Regions from separate parts of the Mus musculus genome. Here regions 1 and 3 are each linked to region 2. Evidence: chromatin loops called from intact Hi-C (ENCODE). Cell type or tissue: heart. All regions are shown on one strand. Links, peaks and the distances in the headings refer to the core of each region. The heading gives the core; the rest is flanking DNA. Region 1 overlaps Litaf (LPS-induced TN factor). Region 2 overlaps Txndc11 (thioredoxin domain containing 11). Region 3 has its middle 35 kb from the start of Gm21859.

What was found. Hi-C counts contacts between places; a loop is a spot of excess contacts. Peaks named below come from ENCODE experiments on the same cell type or tissue, not always from the same donor. Only the 100,000 strongest peaks of a DNase experiment are listed, where the experiment ranks them.
Region 1: it touches region 2 in a loop (1.9-fold over the local background); 3 of 42 quality-filtered maps call a loop at or near these places.
Region 3: a loop joins it to region 2, with 2.0 times the contacts of the local background. A loop is called at or near these places in 3 of 42 quality-filtered maps.

Annotation. Positions count from the first base shown.
Region 1 is chr16:10,966,386-10,974,792 of GRCm38, forward strand. Litaf (LPS-induced TN factor) reads right to left here. Exons shown (of 4, transcript NM_019980.2): 2 at 40-264. The coding sequence starts at 259. Among named protein-coding and RNA genes, the nearest start is that of Litaf, 23 kb to the right of the region's middle. In heart, for the core only: a CTCF peak has its summit at 3,747 (motif pointing right); DNase peaks (open chromatin) are centred at 3,216 and 7,746; H3K27ac peaks cover 663 bases.
Region 2 is chr16:11,104,868-11,113,274 of GRCm38, forward strand. All of the region lies in intron 4 of Txndc11 (thioredoxin domain containing 11), which reads right to left. Among named protein-coding and RNA genes, the nearest start is that of Txndc11, 25 kb to the right of the region's middle. In heart, for the core only: a CTCF peak has its summit at 4,574 (motif pointing left); no DNase peak of the experiment used is centred there.
Region 3 is chr16:10,945,809-10,954,215 of GRCm38, forward strand. No RefSeq gene overlaps it. Among named protein-coding and RNA genes, the nearest start is that of Gm21859, 35 kb to the left of the region's middle. In heart, for the core only: a CTCF peak has its summit at 5,979 (motif pointing right); DNase peaks (open chromatin) are centred at 4,913 and 5,963; H3K27ac peaks cover 467 bases.

The DNA of each region.
Region 1 (8,407 bases), core at 192-8,191, 140 kb before region 2:
GTGACTAAGGAGCTGCAAGAACCTGGATAACAGACATACTTGCGTTGGCGTTGGGGACAGGCACAGGCTGGGTGTAGTACGAAGGTGGATTCATTCCCTTCCCATCTGGGCCTGTAATGAGCCCTGTGGCTGGTCCCGGCATAGGTGCTGGGGGCGTTGGGTAGTAACTGTTGACACCCACTGTTTCTTCATAGGTTGGGGGTGCGGTGGGCACTACTGAAGGGCCTGCAGCTGCTTGGTAAGGTCCTGGAGCCGACATTTTACCTAAAACAAAAATAGAAGACACCCATAAGAAATTCTCTTGACCCAGAAAGTGGGGGAATGGCCCATGCTGGATGGAGTACTGGGGAGGTGGAGGCAGACCAAGATCATCCTCAGCTATGGAACAAGTGTTAGAGACCATCCCAGACTTCCTAAGACTGTCATAAACACCACCAAAGCGGGAGGGGAGAAAGAAGGCAGCCATATTCCCTGCACCCTTCCCCTATGGCCCAAGTTTTCAACCTCCAATCTGCCAAACAGAACAGTCAAGGAAATTATCACCTTCAAAAGGGACTTTCAAGTACAGGTAAAAAGTAAGCTATTGCCGGGTGTGGTGGCGCACGCCTTTAATCCCAGCCCTTGGGAGGCAGAGGCAAACAGATTTCTGAGTTCGAGGCCAGCCTGGTGTACAGAGTGAGTTCCAGGACAACCAGGGCTACACAGAGAAACCCTGTCTCGAAAAACCAAAAAAAAAAAAAAAAAAAGGAAGCTATTGTGCCCCAAATAACCGGAACCTAGAGACCCAGGGGGAGGTACGAGCTGCATCTGAGGAGACTATCCCTTTAGCCCACACACTCAGAACCCAGCAGAACCCAACATTTCTTGTTCAATCAATGTGGTTTTCACTAACCTGCAGAAAGGACAGCAGTATTTACATGTCAAATATGGGCAAGGTGTGAGCAAGACCCGGCCTTAGATACCAGGAGAGAGAGCTCTAGAAGGAGTAGGAGAGGGTATTTTAAGATTGGCCATTTTCTTTCGTCACATAGGGCTGGCTGGTTACATGGGGGGTTTTTTCAATTTGCATTTACAAATTGAATATAAAAATCGAATACTAAAAATACAAAATTTCAATTTGTACAACTGATACATGACCATTTATGTTTTTGTTTTGTTTTTACAAAGTAACTATGTTCAGGGCACAGTGCCCCACACTGTAATCTCAGCCCTGGAGTGGAAGAGACAAGTTCAAGGACAGCCTGACCTACATAACAAGATGCTCAATAAATCTACCTCTTTTAAAATCTTTACTTTTAAGTAAGTGTGTGTGTAAGTGAAAGGGAGAGAGAGAAAAAGCAGAGAGAGAGAGAGAGAACATGAAGTGCCAGAGAAAGAGAGAGAGAGAGAGAGAGAGAACATGAAGTGCCAGAAGAGGTCATAGATGCCCTGGAGCTATAGTGACAGTTTTGAGCCACTTGCCATGGATGATGGGACCCAATCTCATGTTGTCCCTGGAGGAGAAATGTGTATTTTTGTAACCGCAGAACCACCGGCCCAGCCCTAAGCCGCCCTCCCTGTAAAGCAGATGGCCCACGCCACATGGGGCTCAGAATTACGTTGTAACTACAGGTTTCTTTTGGCATCTGCAGGTAGAGCACACGTGTGATGCACACATCTATGAAGGCAAAACTCACATAGACATGTTTTTAATCTTAACAAGAAGTATATCAGCTGGAGATGTGGCTCAGCTGGGAGCACTTGCCAGTGTGCGTGAGGCCCTGGATTGATCCCAGCATTTCAAAAACTGGATATGGTGGCAAATATTTGTAATGTCAACACTCACAAGGTTGAGAGGCAGGCAGGAGGATCCGAAGTTTAGGGTCGTTGTTGGCCAGTTTGAGATACACAGCAAGAGCCTGTCTCTTAAAGGTCCCAAAGTAAACCCCAATCACAAAATTTCTCATTTGCAAGGTGGAGTCCCAGGGCAGCTAGGGACACAGTGGCTTCCATGAAGGCATAGAGTTTTTCTGCCCTTGGCAGAGCTGCTGCCTGCCTGGAACTTATATTCCGGGATCCAGGCTGTGCCCTGAATGGCTGATGCTCAGCAGTCATGCGGCACAGGGCTGGCTTTCGTGTGGCTATTTCCCAAGCAGGCACAACAGGCTCTGTGGCTTTAGAAGAGAGCTATATAAGCCTGTCTCAGGACACAGGCAGCCAGGACTGAGGGCAGTGGGCCATGGTACCAGGCCCGGGCAGTCCTAGTACCTCCACCCAGAGATCAGTCCTGTTCTGGAATGTGTGGGAAGCAAAGAGTGGGCCTCTACAGAGAGAAGGCCAGAGTCCTTCAAGGAAACTCCACTGGACCCCAAGGAGAGGAGTCCCTGGGGATTTAGACTAGCATTTCAAAGTGAGTAAGGACACGGGTTGGGGGGCTTGGTAAATCAACATCAAGAAATGCCAAGACAGCCAGCCAGTAAGGTGGCTCAGTGGGTAAAGGTGCTCCTGTCAGAACTAACCGCCTGAACTCAGTCCTCAAGACCCACTTGGTAAAAACACCTGACTTCCACAAAGCTGCTCTCCAGCTCCCCTCCCCCCATACGCACACTACGGCGTGCGACTCCCAGTGCATAAATAAATCCTTTAAAGTTAACATACCACATCAGATAGGTCGTTACATAAAATAAAGCCTAGATTTTAAAAGCTTACTACACAACTGATGCAAGACAGTCCCCATCACTTACTTAAACACTGGCTCTATGTTCAAAGGTACTAGTTACATATAGAATTAACTCCGGCTCCACCAGTGTCTTCTTCAAATCGTAGCTATGGAAGAGCTTAAAGTGAGCTACCCACATGGCTCCCTTCCCAGCAGAAAAAATGAAGTCCCGACCACATGCAGAGGTGTCTGGAGAAGGCGCACCAAGATCTCCAGAATTAAAAACGGGGGTGGGGTGAGGTAGGGGGGTGGGTTCAGAAGATGACAGGAACATGCTGTAAAACCCACTTCAGAGCTAGAAACATACACACACACACCAACAAAAGAAATTATACAGGACCCAAAAACAGTTTGAGGTGCACTGTGGGTTTCCTGACAGGAAAGGAAATGCAGAGAGACATTTGCCGCAGGCAGGCAAAGCTCACCCCCAAAACCAGCTGATGTCTCCGGGAGATAGCCTACCCCATCCCCTCTGCTTCTAGCACTGACCCAGCTTGCAGAAACTCCTGACAAGAGGAAGAAGGCCGCTACTGCTCAGCAGGAACTGAAATCATCCTCCGCCATGAGAGAGGCAGATGTGAAGGACAAACCGTCCTTTCCTGTTCCATGAACAGCCAGCCACACTTCCTAGATTTACTATGAAAACTGAGGGCCCATGTGAAAATTACAAGATCAGAAAACTGGTGTGTTCAGGAATCCTGAAATTGCACCTGGCAGGGGAGGGACAAGAAAAGGTGTTGTGAAATGGCCTAGAGGCACCAGCTAAGATGGCTTCATACAGTAGTCACCCTAGCACCTGCATTTGGGGGTTTGATTATCTTTTTTTTTCTGGGGGGGGGGTGGAGACAGGGTTTCTTTCTCTGTGTAGCCCTGGCTGTCCTGGAATTCACTCGGTAGACCAGGCTGGCCTTGAACTCAGAAATCCACCTGCCTCTGCCTCCCAAGTGCTGGGATTAAAGGCATGCACCAGCACTGCCTGGCATCTTCTTTTTTTTAAATTGTATTTATTTAATGCATAAGTGCTCTGCTGCACATATAGCTGACTGCCTGAAGAGGGCATCACATCCCTCCTGTGAGCCACCATGTGGTTGCTGGGAATTGAACTCATGACCTCTGGAAGAGCAGTCAGTGCTCTTGGCCACTGAGCCATCTCACCAGCCCCAAGGTTTTGCTTATCTTAAGAGAAGACTTCAGTATAGACCAGGCTGACCTAGAACACCTGACCTGCCACCTCCTCAGCTCCCCAGTGCTGGAATTACAGCTTTGTGCCACCAGGCCTGGCTTTAATACCAGTTTCAAAAGAACTGACTGACTGGTTTGATCCTGCACTGTCCTGGCCCTGAGAGTAAGGCCCTACCTCCCACCCCAACACACAGCTCGCTAACTGAGCCATCTTCACGAGCTCTGACCGAATCTTCTGGAGCAGATGAACAGTCTCTCAGGCTGTGGGCTCCAACAGACACAAACAAACATTTATAATTCCTAAGAGAGAGACAGAGACAGAGACAGAGACACGGAGATAGAGAAAGCAAGGGCCAGCAAAATGGCTCAGACAGCTTCCACCCACATGGTAGGGAAAGAGAACTGATTCCTGCAAGCTGTCCTTTGACCTCTATACCAAAGCAAGCCATGAGGTGAGTGTGCCTTATCCCTCACAAAATTAATTAGCTTTTTGTTTGTTTGTTTGTTTGAAGAAAGTCCGGCCTTGTAACATCTATTTGGTGGTCTTGGGCAGCTGAGTGGTCATACAAGTCAAGTCAGGTGATCCTGACAAAATCCAGTTGCCATAGTTACTGGGAGCTTTGTGGAGGAAATAAAGGAGTATCCAGCTGTCCCTCTCCTTCCTCCCCACTGTTTAACTTTGCCACTAAGATCTTTCAATTGTTCATCCAGACTCATCTTACCCCAGCATTCACCAAGGGAACACAAGGAGCTAGAGGTGGTTGTCCTCGCCATCTCAGAAAGACTTCTCTAGCCTTAGCTAGTTCCAAACCTAGACCTCAGAATCCTTGCAAAAACTGACCAGGACCTGGCAGTCTCAAATCTTTTGTTTGTTTGTTTGTTTGTTTGTTGGTTGGTTTAAAGACAGGGCCTCACTATGTTGCACTGGCTGGCCTGAAACTCACATAGCCCCCTGTCAAATGATGAGCTTAAGGGGTGTCACCACCTAACTCCAAAGAGTGTGTCACCACCTAACTCCAAGCCTTAAAAAAAAAAAAAAAAAAAAAGATGTATTTATTTTAATGTATGTGAGTACATTATCGCTGTCTTCAGACACACCAGAAGAGGGCATCAGATCCCATTACAGATGGTTGTGAGCCACCATGTGGTTGCTGGGAATTGAATTCAGGACCTCTGGAAGAGCAGATGGTGCTCTTAATCACTGAGCCATCTCTCCAGCCCCCCAAGCCTATTTTTTAAAGGTGGGAAATGGAGCCCAGAGGCTTGGGGGGATTGCAAGACCAGCTGCCGAAACACTCCAAGTCCTGCTGTTTTCAGGAGAGCCAGAGCAGTGGTTCTCAGCCTGTAGGAGTCGTGACTTTGGAGAGCAGAGTGACCTTTTCACAGGGGTCACCGAAGACCATCAGAAAACACAGATTTACAGTATGATCCAAAACAACAGTAAAATTGTAATTATGACATAGCAACAAAAATAATTTCCTGATTGAGGTGTCACCATGACATGAGGCTGTAACATTAGGAAGTTTGGTACAGTGTCCCTGCTGTGGCTGCCTTGAATAAGTTTTGCATGTTTGAACCCAGGATCTGTGTTAGCTTGCTGTGGAAGGTTCTGTGGGTTAGGCAACCAACTGCAGACAAGCAAGAACAGAACTAGAGTGTGGACCAGCTGTGAGAATAACCCTGGCCTATATCAATCTAGCACTCAGAATCCCAGACCCCCTGCAGCAGGGCCTCGATGATCTGCTTTGGGGAAGATGGCAACTTCAGTGATACACAGGACAGGATGGGACAAATTGATAGCCATTTGTGGCCTGCAGGACCATGTCTGGGAGACACAGGCTCCACCCGAGCCTGCTACAGAGAAAGGTCTCTCGGGCTTGTTTTCATTAGCACAGCTCCATCTATCCCAGGCAGAATAATTAAATTATGTTTAACTCAATTCATTAATTTAAATTTAACTTAATTTCTGCCTAACAAGAGAAACTACAATCAAGAACTGAGATTTTGCTGGGCAGAGGTGAGTTTGAGGGCCACACACTATAGCAATAGTTAAGACTTTGTTTTCACAGGGTCACCCTTTGTCACTCCCCTAGCGCGCTCAAGGCCAGCATGTCCCTTAGCCAGAGAGGGTTCTTGTCACAGATGGAACCCTCCCAACACAAAGTTAACCATTCACTGATGGAATCTGGCCCAGTCCCTCCCTGCCAAGGCCAGGCCCTCCCAGGACAGTTTACAGCCCACCTGTGGTAACAGATACTGCAGAGCATTCCCGTCCACTGCTCTGGGGACAAGCACAACTGAGCTGGCTGGCGTCTGCTTCCACCCTGTCACTCGGTCAATCTATCACAGCCAGGTCCTCCAGACCTACGTTTTGGGTGTCTACCACTAAAAATACTGTGTGCTCAGCCCAAGAAGCAAGAAGGGGTGCCAGGTGGCACTGGACAGTGCTGTTTATTTTGTGTGTGTGCACATCTGTTCATACCTGCAGGTGCCTGTGCCCATGTACAGACTCTGGGGATCCAAACTTAAGCCCTCATTTTCATGCAGCAAGCACTTTGCTAACTGATCCTTGCTAGGCATTTACTTTGAGCATTAATATTCTGCCTTCACCAAATCTATTACAGTACTCATCTCTCACGGACCCACCACACGCCTGGATTCACAAATACACTAAGATGGGGTTTTGGTTTGGGCAGTGGTGGCGCATGCCTTTAATCCTAGCACTAGGGAGGAAGAGGCAGATGGATCTCTGAGTTCAAAGCCATCCTGGTCTACAGAGTGCATTCCAGGATACCATGTCTCAACAACAAGAAGAAACCTAAAAAATAAATTGAGGTGGAGGTCGGGGGACAGCACTTGGGCTGTGACTGCTAAGGCCCTGGTTTCCACCTCTAGCCTCTTACGTTACTTAGTAGACTAATTCGCTCTATATGTGACTCACCGAGACAAGAACATTATGATCACGGTCATTCCAATTCACACCTGAACAAATGGGCTCAGAGAGGCTGAGCTGCTCATCACAAGTCAGAGGTGAGAGGCTGAGGCTAGAACCACATCCATGGACTCCAGAGCTCTTCACACCTTACCAAAGCTCCTCCAGCCTGGAGAGGCAGCAGCAGCAGCAGCAGCAGCAGCAGCAGCCTGATTTGCACAGGTTGCTCCCAAACCAAACTCACAAGAAAATAAGTGTAGGCAATAACCCCAAGTTTGACTGGCAAGAGACCACTGCTTTCTCTGACACTCTAACACACAACACTTATTCTTAGTAAAGAAAGGGTTTTGTATGGTAAATTAAGACTTCCACACACTCATACATGATATAAAAATTCCTTGACAAGTATAGATTTCAACTATTTTATTACCAAGCACTTTTAATCAAAAATTATCTGCCCCTTCCAAAACAGGGTTCCATATTGGCTGGCGGTGGGGAGATGCAAACTTCATAGGGCTGTCACCTCTCCACCTGCTTCAGAGATGAAAAGATAAAGGATCTGGGGCCCCTCATCTCCTAAGGAGAAAACATAGGTAGGTAATGCTGCTAAGGAGGAAAACACCCCCAAAATCCTGGGAAGAAGCCGCACTATCGGGCCCAGTGATCTTTAGATCTTTAAGATCAGCGAATGTCAGGTTATAGACACCCCGTGTTCAGTCAGAGTTATTTCTAAGGAATTGTTCCAACAACTCAAGAATTCCCTGAGAGTCCAGGAGAGTCAGTTATTCCCACAAACGCTAAGTCTTCTTCTGGGCCTGGGCCCACAGCCGGCCCATGTGGATTGAGGCAGCCTGGCTGTCCTCATAGAGTTCAGCCTGAGCCCCAGTTTATAGCTAAAGAGAAGGCTGCCAAAGGCCAAGAGGCCACCAGGTCACCGGGCTCCCAGCCACAGCTTGTAATGATCCTAAAAATTATTCTGCTCTAGAGAGTCCAGGCACAAAAGGCTTCCCTCCAGTCCTATTGATGCCAAATGCCCAGACAGGAAAGTCGGCAGACATGGAAAGCACAGTCCCTGACTGTGACCAGGGACTGGATGATGGCACAGGAGGGAGGTGGGGGCTCTGAGACAGAGGTGACAGTTACACAACACTGTGAAGCTATGAAGAGCTGCCTGCTGTTGGCTTTAAATAGTTAACTCTTCGAGGCATGCTAGCACATGCCTGTAACCTCTCACTCAGACAGTAGAGACAAGAGGATCAACAATTCAAAGCTAGGTCGGACTACACAGTGAGTCTCTGTTGCAAAAACACTAAGGAGCTGCTATACAGATGGCTCTGCTGGTCTGTAAGTTCCTTTCCACGTAAGCATGAGGCCCTGAGTTCTGATCCCCAGCACCCACATAAAAATGCAGGTGTGGGGCCAGGCACCTGGAAACCCAGCACTGAGCAGCTGGAGAAAGGGGCAAGCCCAGAGGGCCACGGCCGGCCATTCTAGTCAGCTGGCAGCTCTGAATTCTATGAAAGCCCCTGCCTCACCAGATAGAGTGGAGATAAACGATACCCAGCATCTGCACAATGAGGTCTCATCTTAGAAAC
Region 2 (8,407 bases), core at 328-8,327:
AGGAGTGCAGCAGCCTTCCCACTGGGTTCCCCCAACCCTAAGCGGACCTTCCCACCACAATTGGCAGCACAGAGCCCTGGCAGCAAACCCCACAGGTTCAGATTCTCATTCTTTGTAGTTCTGGGTATATTGTATCAGTATTAACCAGTACTCTGGTTATATTAGACCAGTAACATCATTGTATTTGTATCTTTCTTGGGTTTCACTATCAGTCACTTCCTCTCTAAAATCACTTTCTCCCTTTGGTAGAAATCAGGTTATATTTGGCCTCACCTGTAACCTGGTCCCTTCTTTTTCTCCACATCCAATACCACTGAATGGCAAGGCCTTCTCTGGTCAGGTTAGCTACAAAGAAACTCTGGCCCTCCTCCACTATCCTCAAACTCAATCCATCTGCTTAATCTACTCCTGTAAGCTTAGCACAGAATAGCCCTTCCATATGCCAAAACAATTAGCTGTTCCCTACCATACATCTGCTTTGCTTGCTGTCTTTGAGGTGTCACAGCACCCCTGTCTGGTTTGGTTCTGTGACAATCACATCTGCCTAAAGACCCTAGCAGTTAGAGATCCTTGAGGGATGAATGATAGAGCTATAGTCAGAAGACTTAAGCTCAAGCCCAGGCTCCAGGAGCTAAATATATGGCCTTGTGGTGATCATGCAAGCAATGGTTTCTTACTGGAAGCAGTGCTAATTCTTCACATGGTAACAGTGAAGGAAAAGCTTACTTATAGGCATTAGTCTGATACAGATGAGCCCTTTAGCTCTGGTGCCCTCAGCACCATGCTCTTATAGGTAACTAGAAAGACAGATACTTAGGGAAAAATGGATTCAAAAATTTGACACAGAAATTTCATATGTTGATAATATTTAAAACCAATGATAACCAGTCATGGTGGCTCAAGCCCATAATTCCAGCCTTCAGAAGGCAGACAGTATGCCAGCCTGTTCTACATAGTGAGTTTGAAGACCAGCCAGGGTTACACAGTGAGACCTTCTCACAAAAAAATAAAAAAGAGTAAAAATAAAATTAATAAGCAAAGAAAAGGCCCAGCATGGTGGTAAAAACAAGAGATAAAGAGTTCCACATTGCCGTTTTAAAAAAAGATTTATTTATTTTATGTATATGAATGAGTACATTGTCAATCTTCAGACACACCAGAAGAGGGTATTGGATCTCATTACAGATGGTTGTGAGCTGTGAGGAGCCACCCTCACAGTCGCCTAGATGGCGCTGACGAAGGTTGAGTGTCCAAGTGTCCTTCCCCCAGGAAAAACGACACGGGAGCGGACCAAAACCCCTCCGGGTGACGAGCCTGGGAGGAGGTTTTGTGTAAGGCCCCTATGCTTGCACACTGGGGATTTGACCTCTATCTCCACTCTCAGTACTGGGTGGCCTGTTGCTTCTAAAATAAAAGAAAAGGGGGAGATGTGAGTAGCCGCCCTCACAGTCGCTGTTACAAGATGGCGCTGACATCCCTTGCTCGTAGTAAAATGTGCGCAGGCGTCAGGGTATCGTTCCATTACCCGAGCCCTGCCTTTCTCGTGGCGTTAACTGACTGATAGTGGGCAGCCAATCCCAGTGGTGCACATCTCCAACCGTTTTTTTCGCAGCCTATAAAAGGGAAGGGTTTCTGCTCTCTGGGTCTCCTCTCCTGAAGCTGATCATCTATCTCTCGAGATGTATTAAAGCTGTACTGCAGAAGGATCCGAGTGGCCTGCGTGCGTTTTACTGGCGAGATGGTAGCATGGGTCAGTGAGCCACCATGTGGTTGCTAGGAATTGAACTCAGAACCTCTGGAAGAGCAGTCAGTGCTCTTAGCCTCTGAGCCATCTCTCCAGCCCCAGTTCCAAGTTATTATGTATGAGTTTGAGGCCAGCCTGGCTTGCAGGAAACTGTTTCAGACAACAGAAAATCCACCGGGTCCCCCAACATCCCTCCCAATAGTATGCTGCACGAAAGAGGACGTTTCTGGTCTATACTGAAGATTCTTCTTTTCAAGCTAAACTATTTGGTTAACTCTCTAGATTCAATTAAGTCAACTAGTCTTCCTCTGGAAAACAAAACCAAACCCTAAGATGAAATGTTTAATCCTAACATCCAGAAAAAAATCTAGCAAATAGCCTATTCTCAAACTGAAGAAATAAGGAAGCTGTTGTTTCATGTCATTTGCAGTACTGGAGATGGAACCCAGCACCTCCTACATGGGTAAGGACACACTCTCCCATGCAACACCAGCCCCAGTACAAAAGCAAACACTGGCAACTAATGGTTTGTTTTTGTTTTTGTTTTTGTCCTACTCCTTCAGAACTCCTTAAACAAGCCAGCCTATAATAGAGTTACACCAGAGCACATTTACCTTCTTAAGGATTTCCAGCCATTCCACAACAGAATAAGCTTTCCTATCATGAACATAAGACAACCTTTCAGAAATTCTAGGAACTGTTAATGCTGTCCAAAAATAAAAACTATTACAACGACTCATTTAAACTTCTTTAATTTCTGATCACTCTCCTAAGCCAAAGCCAATGGAGTAAAATAGTTCCAAATATTAATAAGTAAATGTTCCATGTGAATTTTATCTCTCCTCCCACATCACATTACCTTAGAGAGGTTCATGGAAATGGTTGTGTATTATGACATAGGTATGTTATCTATATCCATGAGTGCATGCAATTACATATGTATAAAATGAACATATGCAGAATACAAGCTCTGATTCAAGGGAAATCTCAACTAAATCTTTTCTTTCTAATGGCAATTATTGATTACATATGAGTGAGTGTCTACATGCTGTGGTGACATTTGGGGTCAGAAGACAATACTTAGAGAGGAGTCAGTTCTCTCTGATATATGAGCACAGATCAAATTCAGATTGTCAGGCTTGGGGACAAGTGCCTTTACCCACTGAACAGTCTTTACCAGCTTCCACACTAAATCTTTGAAAATGAAAAACTCCTGGACTATTTGCAGTGCCCTTTGAAAGCATGTACGTATAAAGTTTATTCTCACTGCAGCAAGTTTTAGTTTTTGACAGTGGTGGGATCAAAGCCAGGGCTTTTGTGTGTAGTAGGCAAACCCTCTAACTCATGTCTACACTCCCAGTTCTACTGCTGCAGCACATACTGTCTGGATGAAGGAACCTCTGTCTTCAGAGGAACTGACATTGAAACTGTCGAGTAAGTAGTCTGAGCAAGGAAACTCACCAAACACTACAATGGCGAACACAGCAAAAATCATTTCATTCTTCACTGTCAAAGCAATGAAGAACTGAAGCTTCACACTGTATGAGGTGATTAAAAGTTGAATAAACTCTAAAATACTACCTATTTAAAACACAACCTGTGAGATGGCAAAGTCAGCTCAGCAGTTAAGAGAATACACTGTTCTTGCAGTGGAACTGAGCTCAGTTCCCAGCACCCACGCTGGGCACTTTACAACTGCCTGTAACTCAGGCTCCAGGGCCTCCAACACCTTCTTCTGGCCTCTGAAAGCACCTGTATTTATGTGTGTATGCCATTCCAAATGCACATAACTAAAAATAAAAAAATTTAAAATAAATTGTAACAGGTATAGTCTATCCTAAGTGCTAGCTAAGATACAATTCTGTGGCAGTCTGTACTGAGTTGTGAGAACTGGTATGCTTGATAACATAACCTAATATTAATACTTCAAAATAATGAAACAACTCTGGTCATGCTGTAGGTAAAGCAAAATCTACAGTTCACCAAACTTGCAATGTCTCTTCAACAGAAGCTATGTCATTATTTAAAAAATAACATAAATTAGCTACACATATTTCTTTTTTTTTCTTTTTTTTTAATTAGGTATTTATTTCATTTACATTTCCAATGCTATCCCAAAAGTCCCCCACACGCTCCCCCACCCACCCACTCCCACTTCTTGGCCCTGGCGTTCCCCTGTACTGAGGCAGATAAAGTTTGCACGACCAATGGGCCTCTCTTTCCACTGATGGCCAACTAGGCCATCTTCTGATACATATGCAGCTAGAGACATGAGCTCCGGGGGGTACTGGTTAGCTCATATTGTTGTTCCACCTATAGGGTTGCAGATCCATTTAGCTCCTTGGTTACTTTCTCTACCTCCTCCATTGGGGGCCCTGTGATCCATCCAATAGCTGACTGTGAGCATCCACTTCTGTGTTTGCCAGGCCCCGGCATAGTCTCACAAGAGACAGCTATATCAGGGTCCTTTCAGCAAACGCTTGCTAGTGTATGCAATGGTGTCAGCGTTTGGAGGCTGATTATGGGATGGATCCCCAGATATGGCAGTCTCTAGATGGTCCATCCTTTCGTCTCAGCTCCAACTTTGTCTCTGTAACTCCTTCCATGGGTGTTTTGTTCCTAATTCTAAGAAGGGGCAAAGTGTCCACACTTTGGTCTTTGTTCTTCTTGTGTGCGCCACCACCCCTGGCCACGATGTAGACTCTTAGTAGCTGTTTAGGTCAGCAAATCCTCATACCTCCTGCAACACAGCTGTTAGGGATGCAGGCACCATTTTCAACTAGAGTAGATTTTGGCAGATAGCACACACCCTCTAGTGGCCTAATTAGCAATTACCTTGATGTGTTTCTTTAAAGATTTCCCCCCTTTTTCCACAATTTTCTTTTCTGACATATATGTCTGTGAGTGCCTATATGCATGCATGTGAACTACATGTATGCCTGGTGCCTGAAGGGATCAGATGCCCTGGAACTGGAGGTACCAACAGTTGAGAATCACCAGCTGGACACAGAGAATGGAACCAGAGCACTCTGAAGAGCAGCCTGTGCTTTTACCCTCTTGGCCATCTCTCCAGCCCCCTTCATGCACGTTTACTTACCGGCACTTAAAACCATTCTGCCTTGATTTTAACTCATAATAAAGCCTTCTTAGTCACAGCAGTATAAACTATGAACTGACAGAAATGCTGCATACTTGCTCAACACTCAGACAGACTTGTGAATAAAAGCACTATGATATTAGAAGCTGGGCATTGAAGTTTTTCCGGCAAAAATCTCAGGTTTTCTCTCACCTAACAATTTATCAACACCCTACTTAACCCGCTCCCTCCAAGATTCCTAGGCCTTTTTACATCCTGCTTAATTTTAAAACAACTTAGTTTATCATAAGACTAAATTAATAGATATGTGCTAAATAATTCATCTTAAGTAAATTACAGAAATTCACAAAAAGGTTTAGGAACTATTTTGGCACAAATATAAGATAAAAGTTCTAAATAACAGTACTATTTATTGGCATTTGGTAGGTAGGTTGCAAGGTAAAAATCAGATGATTTAAATCAGATGTGATTTAAAAATAAAGCATTTGATAGGGAAGCTACCAACACCGAAGAGACAATACCTTAAAAAAAAAATCAAAACAAAACCAACAACAAAACCCCATTAAAATTAGAAGACATAAAACCTGTGGAAATTTCATCTTACTTACTGTCTTACTCCTTTTTCAATCAACTTCAAGACCATTAAAATAACTAGGACCCACATTCTGTCTGACCACATCTGCCTGTCTATAAACAAGTCGGCAAGAAGAGCTGTCTGAGCTACAGCAGGAGGAACTGGAAGAAGCACAGTCTAATATGCTTGTATGGACATGACTTACTTGAAGCTCTCATCTTCCTCTATTGTGCCCCTGGGAAAGTTCACTGCAGTTCCTAGCTACACACATGAGGTTCAAGTTAGCATTATGCTAGTGCATATCTAGGAAGAAAATTCTAAGATCCTACAATCTCAGTTTTGTGATTATCATACATAGGTCACTCCCATTCTGCATAATAAATCCTGACTCAGTAACCAGAAATAGCAAACTGTTGCTTTAATATGCACTGATAGCCATGGCCTTGTCTTTTGTCTTTCATAAAAACAAATAAAATTATAGCCAAATTAAAAAGCCAACACCTTCTGAATCTTTGTCATAAAAAAAAAGAAGGATGGAAGGGAGGAAGGGAGGAAGGGAAGAAGAGAAGAAGAGAAGAAGGGAGGGAGGGAGGGAGGGAGGGAGGGAGGGAGGGAGGGAGAAAGGAAGGAAAGGGATTTTAAGTGCCATAAAGAAACTAAATATTGCCTGGCATGCCTTTTAATCTCAGCACTTGGGAGACAGAAGGCATGCACCACCACTCCTGGCTTACCTGGCTTCTTGATTTGTACAGAGGACCTATGTTACAAATACACCTACAGTGGTCATAGCAAATCAATAAAGCTGCCACTATGACAAATCTGAGAACCCAGGTTTGATTTACAACATGGTAGCTCACAACCACCTATATTTCCAGCCCTGTGAGACCAACACCTTCTCTGGCATGCACAAGAATTGCATGTACATGGTACACAGATATTCATGAAGGCAAAACACTCATACACATAATTTTTTTTAAAAGTCTAACAAAGATGTCACAAACACACAAATGTCATTCATAGCTTCTAGGAGAAAGCAGGTTATGTTCAAGACAACAGAAGTCTTTAAAATTCAAGTCCCCTCTGGCTAACACTCATTTGTTTACTGCTTCAAAGAAGACTAAATTACTGAGGTACATCACTCTACATAAGTGGGTTCCACACTGGTGAACCACACAGGAGGGCCATGCCAACACTTAGACGGTATCACTGAAATGCAAATACTAAGGATGCAAGAGAAAACACCAAGAATTTGTACACCTTTCTCTCTTTGGTACAGATACACTAGCAACACTGAAGCAATAAATAAAAAGGACTTGTTTTTTTTTTTATTTTATTTTTTATTAGGTATTTAGCTCATTTACATTTCCAATGCTATACCAAAAGTCCCCCATACCCACCCACCCCCACTCCCCTACCCACCCACTCCCCCTTTTTGGCCCTGGCGTTCCCCTGTACTGGGGCATATAAAGTTTGCGTGTCCAATGGGCCTCTCCAGTGATGGCCGACTAGGCCATCTTTTGATACATATGCAGCTAGAGTCAAGAGCTCCGGGGTACTGGTTAGTTCATAATGTTGTTCCACCTATAGGGTTGCAGATCCCTTTAGCTCCTTGGGTTCTTTCTCTAGCTCCTCCATTGGGAGCCCTGTGATCCATCCATTAGCTGACTGTGAGCATCCACTTCTGTGTTTGCTAGGCCCCGGCATAGTCTCACAAGAGACAGCTACATCTGGGTCCTTTCGATAAAATCTTGCTAGTGTATGCAATGGTGTCAGCGTTTGGATGCTGATTATGGGGTGGATCCCTGGATATGGCAGTCTCTACATGGTCCATCCTTTCATCTCAGCTCCAAATTTTGTCTCTGTAACTCCTTCCATGGGTGTTTTGTTCCCAATTCTAAGGAGGGGCATAGTGTCCCTGGACCTGGAGGGCATCATCCTGAGTGAGGTAACACATTCACAAAGGAACTCACACAATATGTACTCACTGAAAAGTGGATATTAGCCCCAAACCTAGGATACCCAAGATATAAGATACAATTTGCTAAACACATGAAACTCAAGAAGAATGAAGACTGAAGTGTGGACACTAAAAAGGACTTGTAACATCTCCGAGTTACTACTTTCTTGTGTGGTCCTAGTTATTAGAGAGGCTGAGGAAGGAGGATCTTCAGAGCCAGTCTGGGCAACACAGACCATCATCTCAAAAACATGAGACAAAATAATACTTCCTTGACCAGAAATATGTGAACCTTCTGAAAACTCTTTCTAACCTTTAAACACCACTGAAGGCAAGAGTACCAGAGGGATTGTCTAGCCAAATATTTAGAGAAGTCAGCTAAGCCCTTTACCTATGACATGTGCCCTCTGTAAGAAATGAAGCAGAATGAGCCAACAACAGGCTCAAGAAAGCATTTAGTCCACAAAACTCCCGCCCTTGGTTTCATCCTTTAAATTCATGATGGAGGAAGAGGACTCATTTCCAAAGATGGCCTTGGACAGCCATATGTGCATGTTGCAAGTTTCTACCTGTGTGACACTGACACCACCACCTCTCACCCCTCTCTTTCTCTGTGTCTGTCTGTCTGTCTGTCTGTCTGTCTCTCTCTCTCTCTCTCTCTCTCTCTCTCTCTCTCTCTCTCACACACACACACACACACACACACACAAAACCATACACATGGATTTTTTTTGTTGTTTTGGTTTTTTTGAGACCCCAGGGTGGCCTGGAACACAGTAGGTAGACCACGAAAGCCTTGAACTCAAAGAGATTCACCTGCCTCTGCCTCCCAAGTACTGGGAATAAGGGCATTGACCACCACTGCCCAGTTTTAAATATAATATATTTTAAAAGAAAAAAAAAATCAATGCAGCAGAGGGGTAAAGATGTAATTTAGTTGGCAGAGTGCTTGCCTAAGGTTCAGGAAGCCTTGGGATAATGTCCAGCCCAACATATATTAGGTGTGTTGATGCCTGCCCTATAAGCCCAGAACCA
Region 3 (8,407 bases), core at 213-8,212, 160 kb before region 2:
GGACAAAACCCAGGGCCTCATGCCTGTCAGGCAAGCACTCTACAGATGAGCTATACCCCGCCCCCCCTTTAAAAAACATCATTACAGTGGCACAAAATGTAACATAGTATGCACAGTCATTCAGTTCCTCTTTGTGCACAAGCCCTGCCTCCTGCTTATACATGACGGACAGACAGCGTGTCCGTTTGTTTCCCTACAAAGCCAGCCTGAGAACACATGTTCTAAGAATCCTTCCCATTTCTCAGGCACTTAAAAAACAAGCAAACAGGGATTGGGGATTTAGCTCAGTAGTAGAGTGCTTGCCTAGCAAGCGCAAGGCCTTGGGTTCAGTCCTCAACTCAGGGGGCGGGGGGAAGACAACAAACAAACAACCAAACAAACAACCACATTGTCATTTCACAAAAAAGTTTCAAGGAACAAAATTCATTTGGTAACAAATCCATGAAAAGTAACTGAAAAGGTGAGGGTACACACAGACCTGGGTTCTGCATCTTATTTATTTTACATTTTTATTCATGTGTGTGTGCATGTGTGCATATGTGTGTATATGCATGCATGTATATGTGCATGCATATATATGTGTATGTGTTTCTGTCTGTGTCTGTATATGTGTGTACATGGGATTGCATGTACTCATGTGTACGTGTCTATATACATGTGTACATATGTGTGCATGTGTGTGTGTTTGTACACAAGTATGCTCATGTGTGTGCTTGTGTGTGTGTGTGTGTGTGTGTGTGTGTGTGAGCATGCACACTTGTGTACGCAGGCACCTACACTACAACATATGTAGAGGCCAGAGGACAACTAGCCAGAAGCAATTCTCCCATGTACCATGTATGTCCTGGATCAAACTCAGACCCTCTGGCTTGATGGCGAGAGCCTTCCCTCTAAGCCAGCTCACTGGCCCCATTTACTTATTTGGAACAGGGTCTTCCTATGTAGCCCAGGCTGGCCTGAAACTTGTAGTCCTCAAGCATCAATGGGTGTGCTTCAGCATGTCTGGTTCACACTCACTTCTGAGAAGAGGACTGAAATGGTCCTTGTATGTTCTGCAGCCCTGAAGGGAAAGGCCTTGCGTTTCCATGGTCACATGGTTCCACCACTCTTTATTCATGAAGCCAGCTAACAAGGGTTCATGGATTCTCAGAGAAGGAAGCCACCAATGGAGATGGTCAGCATCCCTCGCCCCACTGATTTGTCACCCCTGCACGCTCGAACCCTCACTGGTGTATGAGAAATTTAAGTAATTGAAACAAAAATCTGACATTTACCTTGGATACGAAAGCATTGTAGAACATGCTGGAAACCACAGTGCCTGCCTCCACCCCATCTAAAGACATCACATCTTTTCAAAGAACTTTAGTGTCCCAGTTGAAAAGGCTAGAAAGGTATGGAGGCGTACACCTGTAATCTCAGCACACAGGAGGTGGAAGGTCAGGCTGTGGAACCTGACTACACACTGGGCTATATGACACCTTGTCTCAAAAAACCAAAAGTTGAAAAAAAATCACCAAATAGAAAATGTATACTAGATTTCAAAGGATGGAGACACAAAGACATTTGATGCTTTCTAATATTTATCTTGACAATCTTGGGTTTAAAAAACTTATGAAAATTAATTCTTCCTGTTTTCACATTTTAAAAATGTTAAATTGGGAAAGTTAACATTCCACAGTTGAGAAACACACACATGCAAGCCCATCTCAGCATCCTGCAGAACTTCACCTGAGCTTGAGAGAGTTTCTACAAGACCTCTCCACGCTAGTCTCCTAGTCCCTCCCCCAGCAACTTCTGTAGGCCCCACCTTACCTGCTTTGGGAAGGGAAAAGATGGGAGGAGGGGGTGGGAGGGTACACCTGTAAGTTTAGCTCTGCTCTTCCCAGCAAAATAAAATAGTCAGAGGGACAAAGGGACACCCGGGAGGGAGCCTGACTCTTTCAGGTCAGGGTGGGTCAGGGCGGCTGCTCTCACCAAGCCACTTAGAAAGCAGCAGATTTACTTACTGCCCAAGGTCACTCCTGCCTGTGCCCAGAGCAGGAACAGCACCAGGACACCCCACCCCCGTACCAGTGGCAGCATCCTCCACAGGGAGCCCACAAACCACAGCTCACTCCCTAGAGGAGTTGGCTCTGCTTTCTCCTGACCAAAAGAGAGGGAGTGGGGTGGTGGGGCATAAACCAGCCAATCAGAAGCCTGTGGTGATACCACCAGCTCCCTGGGAAGGCATAGGAGGGGGGTTGAGATCACTGGGGGAAAAGCTCTGTTTTGTGGGAAGCAAAGGCTCTCATCTCCTAGGAACTAGTGAGGTCTCAGGGCAGTTCACACCTTGTAGCTGTGCTGTTTTAATGTGTGTGTGTCTGTGTGTCTGTGTGCCTGTCAGTGTGTCTGTGTCTGTCTGTGTGTGCGCGCGTCTGTGTGCATCTGTGTGTGTGTGTGTGTGTCTGTGTGTGCGCGCATGCGTGTGTGTATGTGTGTACATGTATTTCACAGCATGTGTGTGGAAGTTAGAGGACAACTTTGCAGGAGTCAGTTCTGCCAGATGGAGTTTGGGGACTGTGCTCAGGCTCTGCACTAAGCTCCATTATTGACTGAGTTATCTTACTGGCCCTGCGGATTTTGCTTGTTTGTTTTGTAATCTAACATATAAGACATAAAAAATGCCTGTCTTCATGCATGTAATTAAGTAGCCTTAAGGACATCTAAGCTACTGAGCCACCACCTGCTAGGCCTGTGGTCAGACGCTTGGCTTAGCTGTACCTGTGCTGGAGGCAACAGGGTGACCATGAGGGCAGATCTATGAGGCCTTGGGGACAGTGGTGTCACAGTGCTGGGGCTCAGGGCTTTCCCAGAGGATGGGAAAAGCTGAACTGATCACATCTACCTTGTACTCCCCAAACTGGTCTCAGTTTCCCTCCATGGGCCTTTTTTTGCTGATCTCCAGGTCCCAAAGCTCCCATGGCAAACGAAGTCTTCATGAAGCACTTGGTTGAGGTAGGAAATCTACAGTGCAGCTCCACCATTCAAGGTGGGAAGCTCAAGGCTGGAGCAGTGGCTCAGTGGGTGCTTGTGGATGGGTAAAGTGGGTAAGCTTGAGGGCTGTGATGGCTTGTATATTCTTGCACCAGGGAGTGTCACCATTTGGAGGTGTGGCCTTGTTGGAATAGGTGTGACCTGGTTGGAGTAGGTGTGTCACTGTGGGTGTGGGCTTAATACTCTCACCCTAGGTGCCTGGAAGTCAGTCTTCCACCTGCAGCCTTTGGATGAAGTAGTAGAACTCTCAGCTCTGCTTGTGCCATGCTCCCACCTTGATGATAATGGACTGAACCTCTGAACCTGTAAGCCAGCCCCAATGAAATGTTGTTTTTATAAGACTTGCCTTGGTCATGATGTTTGTGCAGGAATAGAAACCCTGACTAAGACAGGACCTAAGTTCAACTCCCAGCCACATGAAAGCCAGACATGTGGCTCACACCTACAACCATAGCACTGGGGAGGGGGAGCCCAGATCGGGCTGGCTAGTCTATGGGCTAGCCCAAAGTAGTGAATTTCAGATTTAATAAGAAACTCAGTTTCATAAGCTAAGGGGTCTGGGAAGAGTCCAGATTCCTGCACCATGTTGGGCAGATCACAATTGCCTGTAACTCTAGCTTCAGGAGATCAAAGCCCTCTTCTGGCCACTGTGGTCATGTACACACACACACACACACACACACACACACACACACACACACAAATAAAAATGTAAAAAGAGCCAGATATAAGGACATAAGTCCATATGTGCACGTGTGCATGCACACACAGACATACACACACAGAGAAATGCAGTGCACAATACTTCAGCATTGCCACAGCCTTGTGCATCTATCACACAGGCAGGTTTAAATTGCTTTGAAAGGAAACCTTAAGATCTTTAATCCAGAGCCTCTGGCCTCTGGCCCTGGCCACCATTTTTATTTTTATGGGTGTGTCCTTTGGATATTTCACACAAGCAGTGTGGCATATGGTCTTTTGTATATGCCTTCCTTTTCAAACAGGTGGTGTTCCCATCCCAAACATTGTTACTGTCCAGAGCCCTGATCCACAAGGCTGAAATCACAGCTTCTGGGGCCTATGGTGCTTGCCATGGTGACTTCAGGGAGAGGTAGAAAGCTGAGTCCCAGAAGGTTGTCTGAAGGGTGGCATGCCTAGTGGGGACACAAAATGCACCTACAGGTGACATGCACACTGAAACAGTGCTGGCCAGGGAGTGCCGGGCAGTTTCTTGTGGCCTCCAAGAACAGATCCTAACAGTAATAATAAGAACACTGTCCCCAGGAAGCTGTAGCTAGCACTGATAAAACCCTCACATGGAGCAATTCCATCAGTGCCTCAGCCATGCCCCCCCCCCCAGGTGGAGCAGGCCTCAGAGAGAGTAGGTAAGTCACTCCCCCAACCTCACACAGCTTCTGAGGGTTTTAATCTACTCTAGCTGAAGAGGCCTTGCTCTTTTAACCCTGGTGGCTTTCCTCGGCCCATCTCCACCTTCTCCCCTGGGAGAGTCTATCTCAGCCTATAGTCTGGATTCTCCCCATCCAGAGTCAGGAGAGTGAGCCAAAGCCTACCATCTCTGCTGTGTGGGCTCCAGGCAACACAGAAATGTTGACAGAGTGGGCATTCTACAAACCGGTGCCTACGCCCCACCGCAGCAACAGAATCACCAGGGTGGCCCCTCCTCCCGTCCTCCCAGCCATTGGTAGCTCATGGTTCTGCAGTCATTCCAGAACAAGAAAGGAGCTCCACACCCGGCCTCATCGCTTCACGTTTATAGTATTACAGGGCCAAACCTTGGTCAGCTGGCCATGGAGCCAGGATAAGGGACAGCATTCATGCAGACAAGCACCTGATGCAGACCCTGCCCCCACTTCCTATTCCCACGCCTACACTCCTGGCGCTAACGTGACGTCACTTCCTCTCACTGCACAATGACCAGAGCATGAGCCAGGCCTACTGCACATAGGCCGGGACTATTGGGTCAGAAGCCTACATCCTTCTAAGAATTTATTTTCTCTGTTCTGGAGACAGAAGCCAGGGCCTTGCCCGTGTGAGCTAAGTGCTCACTGCACACCTATAGCACTTGTTTCTTGTTTGATACTGTTTCACACTGATTTTATTTTTGTGTTTCTTTTTAAAGATTGCTATTTTGTATGTGTATGTTCCTGAGTACACTTATGTGAAACAGCCAAATACACATATGTACAATACATGTGTGGGTACCTGCAGAGCACAGAAATTAGTGCCAAATCTCCTGGAGCTGTAGTTTTGGGCAATTGTGAGCCACCCAGAGTTGGTGCTGGGAACCACACCCTGCCCCTCTGTAAGGGCAGTGAGCGCTTCTGACTGTGAGCCATCTCCCCACCACCTGCTCCCACCCCCAGCTTTGCTATTATGTTTTGATTTTCACTTTTTCCCAAGACCATATCCTTGTTCACAATTTTAGGTTTATAGAAAAAAAAATGAAAGAAAGCCAGGGGTGTCCCGTCCTTCTGTTTCATGCCTTCAGCCTGCCCACACTCCACAGCCCACACCATGGAGCTCCAGCTGCTAGGAGTCTTGGACCCACCAGTGGCTCAAGTGGCTCACAAGAAGGTTGCTTCTGAACATGATGGTGCAAGCCTACTATCTCAGACTCAAGAGGCTGAGGCAGGAGGATCAAAATTTCCCTGGAGATATTTTCTGTGTCTCAGAAAAGCAAAAACAAGAGGTGGGTTGTGTGTGTGTGTGTGTGTGTGTGTGTGTGTGTTATGTAGCCCAGGCTGACCCAGAAAGTCTGATCCTCCTGCCCTCCATGCCCCAAGTGCTAGGTGAACTGCTCAGATAGTGCTGGGAATTAAGCTCAACGACTCCCTCCCACTAGGCAACACCCTGCCCACTGAGTCAGGTCCCCAGCATTCCTGTGCAGAGCCAGGGACATCCCATGGGAAAGGTCACCAGCAGAGGGCCCTCGAGCTGCGGGAGCCTGGTGGGCCTGCCTTATGAAATGCTGCTTGTCTGTTATCTTTGGGAAGAAAGGAGCAGGAAGGCTCTGTCCCTTTTCCATTGACTGTTCAATGAACTGTATGACCTTTGAAAACCTGCTTTCTTTCTTCCTTTCTTTCTTTTTTTTTTCCTCTTTCTCTTTCCTTTTCTTTTCTTTTCTCTCCTTTTCTTTTTGAGACAGGGTTTCTCTACAACACAGCCCTGCTGTCCTAGGGCTGACTCTGTAAACCAGACTGGCCCCAAACCCACAGAGATGCCTTTGCCTCTGCCTCCCAAGTACTGGGATTAAAGGTGTGCACAGTCACTGCCTGTCAAAAACAAGTTTCATGATCTCTTTGTGTTTATTCATTCACAGGCAAAAACCAAAGGGCTGAAAATGATAAGCGAAGTGTTTCCTCCCTGTGTTCAATGGAGAACAAAGGCCAGAGAGGAGTCAGAAGCAGGAGCTGTCACGTGAGGAGCCTAGCATGGCCCAGACTCTGGAGACAGATGGTGCAGTCAGCAGACACAGTAGACCAGCAAGCACCCTGCTCACAGGAGAGGGCAGAGATTTACACAAAAGCAATACAACTCATAGCAAGCAACTATGTGCTCCTCTACAGGCATACAACTATCTTAGGTACCAGCATGTCACTTGTAAGCATTTACCCACAAGAGGAGAAAGCACACAAGGGGCCAGCCAAATGACCCAGCTTGTAAAGGTGCTTGCCACCAAACCTGATGACCTGAGTTCAGTCCGCAGGACCCACACGATGGAAGGAAAGAAGTGGCTCGTACTCTGTCTAAGCCTCTATATGTACACCATGGTACATGTGCGCCTACACAGTCACACACCCAATAAATGAACGGGGGCGGGGGGGAAGACACACAACTTCATTCTGTATGGATGTCCACAGCTGCTTTTTTTTTTACTCAGAGTTAGAAACAACACAAACAGCCCTCAAAAAGAACCTAGATAGACAGGTTGGGTAATCCATGAAGTGGAATACTATACAACAATAAAAAGGTGCAAGGTCTAAGGATTGACATCATAGTCCACAATCTCAGGAAGGGAGGGCTCACCTGGACATGTATCAGTAACTTAACTCTGAGCATTGCAGTATTTACCTCTGTTAATTAAGTAAGGAGACTTGCCAAACAGCTGCAGTGTGTAGCCAGCCCACACTGTCCTAACTACTGCTCTGATGTGGGGTGCTGGGAAAACTCTTAATGACAGGCTGACACCCACAAACATACCAGTGAACCCTTACTCATTGCCAGCTGATAGACTTTCCCAATCAGAGGTCAGGTTCCTGATCCTGCTGGAACCAAGGCCTCAGGCCAGCTGAGAGACGGCAGCAGGCAGGAAGGCAAACTCACAGCCCATGACTCCTCACTGCAAGGTGGGCTGGAGAAGCTCCGCCTCCTCTTCCGTCTCTATGGGACACTTCCAGGTGCCCAGTACTCCTGGTGTTGCGGGCTCTCCATGTTACATGGGGAGGGGGTCTAGGCATGGACAGTCACCAAGTGCTGAATGCAAGCCAGGAGAAAGGCATAGAAAAATCCCTCCTCCTTCCTCCCATAAAAAGTTCTCCGCAGGGGCACATACATGAAGAGGATGCGCTGCTTAAGACTCCTGTTTCCTTCCTAATGCTAAGTCTTTCAAAAGAGCTTGAACTGCCAGCCTGATCCTTGGCTGTCTTTCACTGTCCCAGGCTATGCACTCTGACCTCAAGAAGCCACTGGCACTGTGTACTCAAGCTCAGAAAGCAGCACATGGTTTCTATCCAAAGCCCCACTGTCCTTCCCCAGGAGTGGGCTCTGGACCAGAACACTCCGGTCGGGGCTCCCACCAGGTCCCTGGATGGGCGTGTGTACAGCACATGTGTCGGCACAGCCACACTGGGTAGTTTGGCAAGCTCATTTATTTTGGAGGGCTCTCTTTTGGTTTTGAGATGGGGGGTCTCACTACAGGTCAGGCTAGCCTGAAAATCCTGATCTTTCTGCCTCCACCTCTGATGTTCAGGAATGATAGGTGTGCCTCACCAAGCCCCACTTGATCAGCTTGTTAATGATAATTTCCATCTGCAAATGCGCCCGCCCACCCACCATCACCCAGAATTTCAAAAGAATATAAGAAGGGCACTAAGCTATGTCGGATCAGGTGTAGTCGATGCTGCTTGCCTAGCGTGCGTGAAGTTCTGGGTTCTGTGCCCAGCACTAGATAAAGGCTAGTGAGCATGTCTGTAATGACAGCAGCGGGGAGGTGGAGGCTTATGTTATCCTGAGATGTAGTGAATCTGAGGACAGCTGGGGCTACGCGAGACCCTCTCAAAACAAACAAAATACTGTGAAGCCATCATTTACCAGCAAATGGAATGTGCATATTCGTTTCCTTCTGGGCAGCACA